Linked DNA regions of Homo sapiens: region 1 is linked to region 2. A link is a contact called in ENCODE Hi-C or POLR2A ChIA-PET data. All regions are on one chromosome and are shown on one strand. Each heading gives the region's core, a stretch centred on a gene start or an enhancer-like site at or near the end of the contact. The rest is flanking DNA. Distances are from core to core; before and after follow the strand shown. Region 1 overlaps DLGAP1 (DLG associated protein 1). Region 2 overlaps DLGAP1 (DLG associated protein 1).

The links. A loop is a pair of places that touch in the nucleus more often than their neighbours do. ChIA-PET counts read pairs that join two places held with the same protein, here RNA polymerase II (POLR2A). Pooled maps may share reads with other maps.
Region 1: a map of Caco-2 shows a loop between it and region 2 (6-fold over the local background). The contact joins two enhancer-like sites. A Hi-C loop is called at or near these places in 11 of 168 maps with a recorded cell type or tissue (Caco-2, Calu3, GM12878 and 7 more) and 1 of 50 pooled maps. POLR2A ChIA-PET finds 5 or more read pairs at or near these places in 2 of 52 experiments (Panc1 and WTC11).

What each region holds. Positions count from the first base shown.
Region 1 is chr18:3,769,559-3,772,828 of GRCh38, forward strand. The region is part of intron 5 of DLGAP1 (DLG associated protein 1); the gene reads right to left. Among named protein-coding and RNA genes, the nearest start is that of DLGAP1-AS3, 110 kb to the right of the region's middle. RefSeq lists a silencer at 1,849-2,068. Within about 2 kb of position 1,598, at least 16 of the 41 ENCODE cell types and tissues checked have a DNase peak (open chromatin) inside an H3K27ac peak, as active enhancers do.
Region 2 is chr18:3,720,796-3,724,369 of GRCh38, forward strand. All of the region lies in intron 7 of DLGAP1 (DLG associated protein 1), which reads right to left. Among named protein-coding and RNA genes, the nearest start is that of DLGAP1-AS6, 70 kb to the left of the region's middle. Within about 2 kb of position 1,757, at least 3 of the 41 ENCODE cell types and tissues checked have a DNase peak (open chromatin) inside an H3K27ac peak, as active enhancers do.

The DNA of each region.
Region 1 (3,270 bases), core at 348-2,847, 49 kb after region 2:
GCCTGGATGAATTTCCAGAGAACTATGCTGAATGAAGAAAGCCAGTCCCAAAAGGTTACATACTGTGTGATTCCATTCATGTAAAATGACAGAGTTACAGAAATGGAGAACAGATTGGTGATTGCGAGGGGTAAAGAAAGTGGTGGGGTTGGGAGGGAAGTGGGTGTGGCTATAAAAGGGCAACATGAGGGACCCATGCAATGATGGAAATGTTTGTATCTTGACTACCAGTGTCAATATCCTCTTTGTGATATTGTTCTACAGTTTTTTGAAATGTTACCACGGTGGGTGGGGGGGGAAAACTGGGTATAAGGTGCATGAGATCTCTCTGTACTATTTTTACAACTACATGTTAATCTACAATTATCTCAAAATAATTTTAATCTCAAAATAAAATTTTAATTAAAAAAATCCCACCTTCAGACAATGAATGAGTCAGGATGCAGGAAAAACTAATAGTGTGGTTCACCATCTAGTTCAAAGCTGGACATTGGAACTGAGTTTGTACCTAAGAATAAGTAGAACCAAGTTAGTCTCCAAATTTTTAAACGTCTGCCATGATGAACCAGGGTCTGTGTGTGTGGCAGTGAGAAGAGCACACTTGAAGAATGTACTCATGGGTGGACTTGGGACCTGGTTGGAGACAGGCACTACTATGCATAAGGCCTGCATCTTCCATTTTCCCTGTCTGATAGGTCAGTGCTGTCACTGTGGGAGAGAGAAGGCAGGCAGGAGAAGGGAGGTGGTGGAATTTTCCTCTTATTCTTCTCTGAGTCTCTAGAAATTTGGGTACTTCTTAATGACCAGACACATGTCCTGAATATTGCTCCTGCCTTACCCCCACATCACTGGCTACTGCAAACTCCTAATAGTCACCTTGATGCCATAATTAAGGCAAAAAAGACTGGAGGTGGCCATAGGAAAAGGCATTTAAAATACATTTTGATGTGCCATGAAACACAGATGAATGCCCATTCATTGGCTATGTTTTACATGGGCTTTAGCTGTAGAAATGCAACAGCTCTGAAATTTATACTTAGAGAAAATAACTACTCATTCATCTGAACAAAAACATAAAAGTTTTCCAGGAAATGTGAAGAATCATTAACTTCACAGATTCTGAACAGAAAGTATAATTGCATACGCTATAAGGCAGAAGTATATTTGAAAGCATTTGTGAGTGAAATGGAAACATGCCCCATCAATCCATTATCACCAGAATCACATAGTATTTAAATGGCCACAGATACTCTGACTAAATCAATTAGGTACAAAGACAGAAATAATGAGTACTGTTGGTGGTCAAAAGCTTTTCCAGATAGGTGTTTAGGTGTTGGAAAGATGACTTCTACCCACTTTTATTACCTTTATGCCATGGTAAATTATAGTAATTTCTTATGCCTTGGGTGAAAGAATGGAAAGATAATATTCACCGTATTGAGGATGGTTTAACTTTTCTATAGAGAAGCACCGAACAATCACTACCACATGAAAAGGGATAAAAGCTTTCTGGTCAAAATGTACTCTATTATGCTAGCAATATAAGCTATTCGACATATTCTGTTGTGGAAATTCCCAAGCTCCCAAGATTCCGATAAGGAACGTGCTGCACGAGCTCAGGGCAGCAAGGAGATTAGACAATAAATAAACAAAGCTCCCCTTTCACAAGCTGCGGTCCCATGGCTGAGAATCCGCTCTTGTTCTTCTCTCTTCTAACCCCTGGGTCTTGTTCTTCCCTTCCTCTTCTCTGGGTCTTTATTAATTGGGCTTTGTGTCTATTCTAATGAAAAAGGCACCGATGCTCCGTCCCACTCCTTCCTGCGCCCCCGTGGAAGGACGGTGGGGGGACGACGGCGTAGGTCCAGGGGAGCTGAGAGTGCGTCTGTGTTTCCCCGGAGACGCGCTCGGCCCGGGGGCGGGTGGCGGCGTCAGTCCCGGGGAGGACCGGCAGGGGGCGGTCGAGGCTGAGGACTGCGCAGGACCGCCCGGGCGGGACGTGCCGTGTGTACTGCGGGACTTGCATAATACCACTCTCCAAGTCAGGGTGCCTTCCAGGAAATCCTGAGCGAGTTGCTCATTCAAGTTTTTCCATGTTTGACGTTGGTGACTTAATCAAAGAATCAAAGGATGTCAGGGGCCTGGATTGCTGTTATCTTCTTTCAAAGGCTCTCCTTCAACGGATAAAAAATTAAGGCTCAGAGCAGCTCTGGGTCTAACTAGCTAGTTAGTGGCAGAGCTGACGCTGTAACTGAGGTCTACTAACTGCCTGCCCTAGCTCTGAAAAAAAAAAAAAAATCCATGTGGCCACTGCCAGCTTCTATTTACAAGATAAATTTCTAACGCTGAAAGAACATTCTCTCCTCTCCCGGTCCCTTCTGAGTTCGCATTTCTGTGGCTTAAGCTGCAAGTGGTGAAGCTTATTTCGGGAACAGAAGCGCAAATTTAAAATACAATAGAATTATGAATAGATTGCAATATTTGACTATTTTATAACAACCATAGACTCTGATGGTAAAAACAGTTAAAACCTAAGCCTTTCTTTCTTTTCTTTTCTTTCCTTTCTTTCTTTTCTTTTCTTTCTCTCCTTCCTTCCTTCCCTTTCTTTCTCTCCTTCCTTTCTCTCCTTCCTTCCTTTCTCTTCTTCTCTCCTTTTCTTTCTCTCTTTCTTTTCTTTCTCTCCTTCCTTCTTTCCTTCCTTTCTTTCTCTCTTTCCTTCCTTTCTCTCCTTTTCTCCTTTTCTTTCTTTCTCTCCTTCCTTCCTTCCTTTCTCTCCTTCTCTCTCTCTCTCTCTTTCTTTCTTTCTTTCTTTCTTTCTTTCTTTCTTTCTTTCTTTCTTTCTTTCTTTCTTTCTCTTTCTTTCTTTCCTTCCTTCCTCCCTCCCTCCCTCCCCCCCACCCCCCTCTTTCTTTCTTTCTTTCTTTCTTCTGTCCCGGAGATCTTAATGAGCTCCTTGTGTATTCTTTCTTTCTTTTCTTTCTGGTCTAGTGTAGCTGCCTGTCGTCTTTTAATATATTTAGGAATAAGGAGGCTTTGTGAATTTTACATTCATGTGATCATTTTGGGAATTTTATTAATAATATTATTATATCCTCAATTTCTGAGCCCCACCCCAGAACAATTAATTTAGGCTCTAAGGGTGTTTTTAAAAACAGGCTATTCAAAATGTGGTTCTTGGACCAGTGGCATTGGCACCCCCTGGGAGCTTGTTAGGCATGCAGAATCACAGGCCCCACTTCAGACCCGCTAAATTAGCATCTGCATTGTAACAGG
Region 2 (3,574 bases), core at 507-3,006:
AATCCTAGCACTTTGGGAGGCTGAGGCAGGAGGACTGGTTTAGCCCAGGAGTTTGAGATCAGCCTGGGCAACATACTAAGACCTTGTCTCTACAAAAAAAAAAAAAAAAAAAAATTAGCTGGGCCTGGTATAATCTCAGCTATACTGGGGGCTGAGTTGAGAGGATTACTGGATTGCTCGAGCACAGGATGTTGAGGCTGCAGTGAGCTGGGATTGCACCACTGTACTCTAGCCTGAGTGGCAGAGTGAGACTCTGCCTCCAGAAAAAAAAAGGTGTCTGTGGAGGTATCATAAAGACAAAAGTGAATGATAAAGATTCACATTGAGAGAGCCTGTTTTTCTAGTTTGTGTTTTCTGATTGACCTTTGTAACTGAGTTGCTATTGTTCACATCTTTGCTCTACAGTTCAAGCAAGAGACCAGTCAGATCAGAATTACATTAGTTTAGTATTTTTTTACTTAACCCAAGGGCACAGACATCTGACCACTTCATCAGCCTCAAAACAGAATTTGCCACCTGCTTAATTTACGCATGAGTTGGCAAAAATTATTTTCTCCATTTAGTGCTGTCTGACAACACCATGACTAGATCAGGGGATTGGATATTTGATCTTCCAAATCCGCATAATGTGAAAACGACTAAGTGTAACAGGAAATTTTAAACCCAGAGAGTATTTTCTTTTCATAGGCTTTTAAAAAAATTTAATTTCAGTCTAGTTTTTTTCATCTTTTTCTTTAAACAGATATTTCACAGACAAACCAACATGAGAGGCCATGTCAATAATATGTGAACAAATGTTTCTTTAAAAAAGAGAATTTTTTAGAAACTGATATAGAAAATACAGATTTCAAATATGGCAGGAAGCTAAATGCATATTTGCGAGAGGAAAGAATGAAAGAAAAAAGCTCCTAGGCCTTTTATTCTATAAATGGATTTGTATTAAATTATTTCAGATTATACCATAGTTTCCAAGGCATTTATTGGTGATTACAGAGAGAATTTCACTTACTAGCTGTGTGGCCTGGTCAAGTTGTGTAACCTCTCTAAGTCTTACATTTTTTTTTCTCTGTTTGATTTAAATGATAATATCATGTGCAAGTCATAGAGTATTCATTACGGTTACATTAGACAATGTATGCAGCTGTTTGTATGCTTGTCAAATAATAAGTGCTTAAAGGTTAGCTATTATCATTATTATTAAACTAAGCCACATTGAGAGATTTAAAATCAAAGCCAAAGTAGGGCATTCTAATTTGTAATTTGCATAATGCTTCCTTGTGAATGATCTCATGTGAACCTTACAACAGCCTTTAAGGCCAGTGTGCCAGAAAACCCTGGAAGCCCCTTCACTGTTTGCCATGCAATAACCCCGAATGTGGGCAAAGGTGGACTTGCTTGTTGGCTGTCTGTGAGGCATAGCCCCTCAAGGTTGGCACTCCGTTCCCAAGAGGTGATTTATGTACTTCAAAACAACTGCAGGAGATGGAAGCACATGGTATTCTTCAGATTTTAAATCTTGCTCTGTGCCTGATAGGACTTTTGCATTTTTATGACTTCCTAATATTATAGAGGAATCCTACCTCGAGTGCCCCACAGAAGAAAGGAGAAGTTATAACCAAAAGTCTCCTGCAAATCATCACTGTCAGTTTCCTTCAATGTAACAGCAGACAAGGATAAGTTGCCTCACAAAAGGAGTAGGTTGTGTCATAAATCTTGCTCTTTTTTCTTTCGTCTGAGCCTGCAAGGGTGGAAGTACGCGATGTCTCCAGTTCCACTTGGAGAGATTCAAAGAAGGAAAACTCATTAGCAGAGGGACAAGGAACCAGTCCAGGCAATATCTGAATATTTATTATTTGATTTTATCTTGAATAGAAAAGAAAGGTGCTTTGTTCAGAAAGCTTCTGATTGATATCTGTCCCTTTGACTTCTGAACCTTTGCCTCCCTGCTTTATAACAAGGATCTATTAATTAACTTGGTGCTTGGCAGAAAGAACTGAGCTTTCCCCGAACTCTAAGAATTCTCCAAAAATGGTCATTAATGCTGGGAAGAGGATCAGCATTGTAATCTCATTTTATACATGAAGAAACTGAAGTTCAGATTAACTTCATACTCAAGCAATAAATAATTTGTAGAGCCGGGCACCGAAGGAACAAAGGGCTGTTTACTGAGAGACCTGAGCTTCTTATTCTGACTTTGCCTCCTGTTGGAGGTTCACCACTTTGGGCCTTAGTTTCCTTACCTTTGAATGGGTTTGATGAATTAGATAGGTGCAGCAGACTTTCTCTGTAAAGGGCCACATCATAAATGTATTTGGCTTTGTGGGCCAAAACATTCCTGCAGAGACTACTCTGCAGGAACTATTCAACTCTGCTTTTAAAAGAGGGAACTATTCGCTGAAACTTCTGTTTACAGATAGCAGGTAAACAAATGGGTGTGAGTTATGCCTGATGACAGTTAATTTACAAAAACAGGCAGCAGGTTGGACTTGGTCCATAGGGTATGTTTGCAGACCACTAGACTGGATGATGTAGAAGTTTGTTTATAACTGCTAATATTTGATGACTCAGCTTGTTTTAATAGCAATGCTATTTTCCCTAGGAAAGTCAGCTTGATTATTCAATCGTCTGTGGCTTGTGCAGTTTGTGGAGTACTTAAAGATTTTTCTGCAGCTTTTCCTTTCTTCTTCCATTTTTGAATGCCTGCTGTGTGTATTGCAATTACAAATTATTATCTTAATGTCATTCTGCTTAGGGTTTAGGGTTTGTGTGGGGGGGGAGTGGGGAGCAAGGTGTGTGGGATTGGAGTGTGGAGTGCATGAAGGTGGGTGAGGTGTGGTCTCCTGGGTAGGATGACTGACTTGGAATGAAGACCCAAACCCTTAGGAGAACTTTCTGAATGTTAGTTCTGACCTCAGATGATCAACAGATTAGCTGCTTTTGCTATATTAAGCAAGGCTTGAGCAAGTGTTTCAGAGCTGCCAGGAATGGGGGAGGGTGTAAGGTAGGAAGATGGAAGAATGTGTCTCAACTTAGAGGAAAATATGATTTCTCCTGTTACAAAAATCAAACTGTAAATACTTCTGTTACTGTGGTCCCAAGCTACATCCAAGAGGGTAAGCACTGCTTTCCCATGGGGGACACTGTACCCTAGGTTCTTACTCCCCTTCCTGAACTATGTGAAGGAGAGGAGAACAGTTCAACTCCATCATTGTTTAATAAATTCCTCTAATAAGAGAATTAGAGTATTGGTGGGGCATAGTGGCTCACACCTGTAATCCTAGCACTTTGGGATGTTGAGGTGGGAGGATCACTTGAACTCTGGAGTTTGAGACCAGCCTGAGCAACATAGCAAGTCTTCGTCTCTACCTCTACAAATTGTTTTTTAAAAATTAGCCGGGCACAGTGGCATGTGCCTGTGGTCCCAGCTACTCTAGAGGTTGAGGTGAGAGGATCACTTGGGTCTGGGAGGTTAAGGCTGCAGTGAGCCATAATCACACCACTGCACTGCAGCCTGGGCAACAGAGCAAAATATAGCACACAGGCCAAACTTTAAGAGTAACAGTGTGGCAAATGA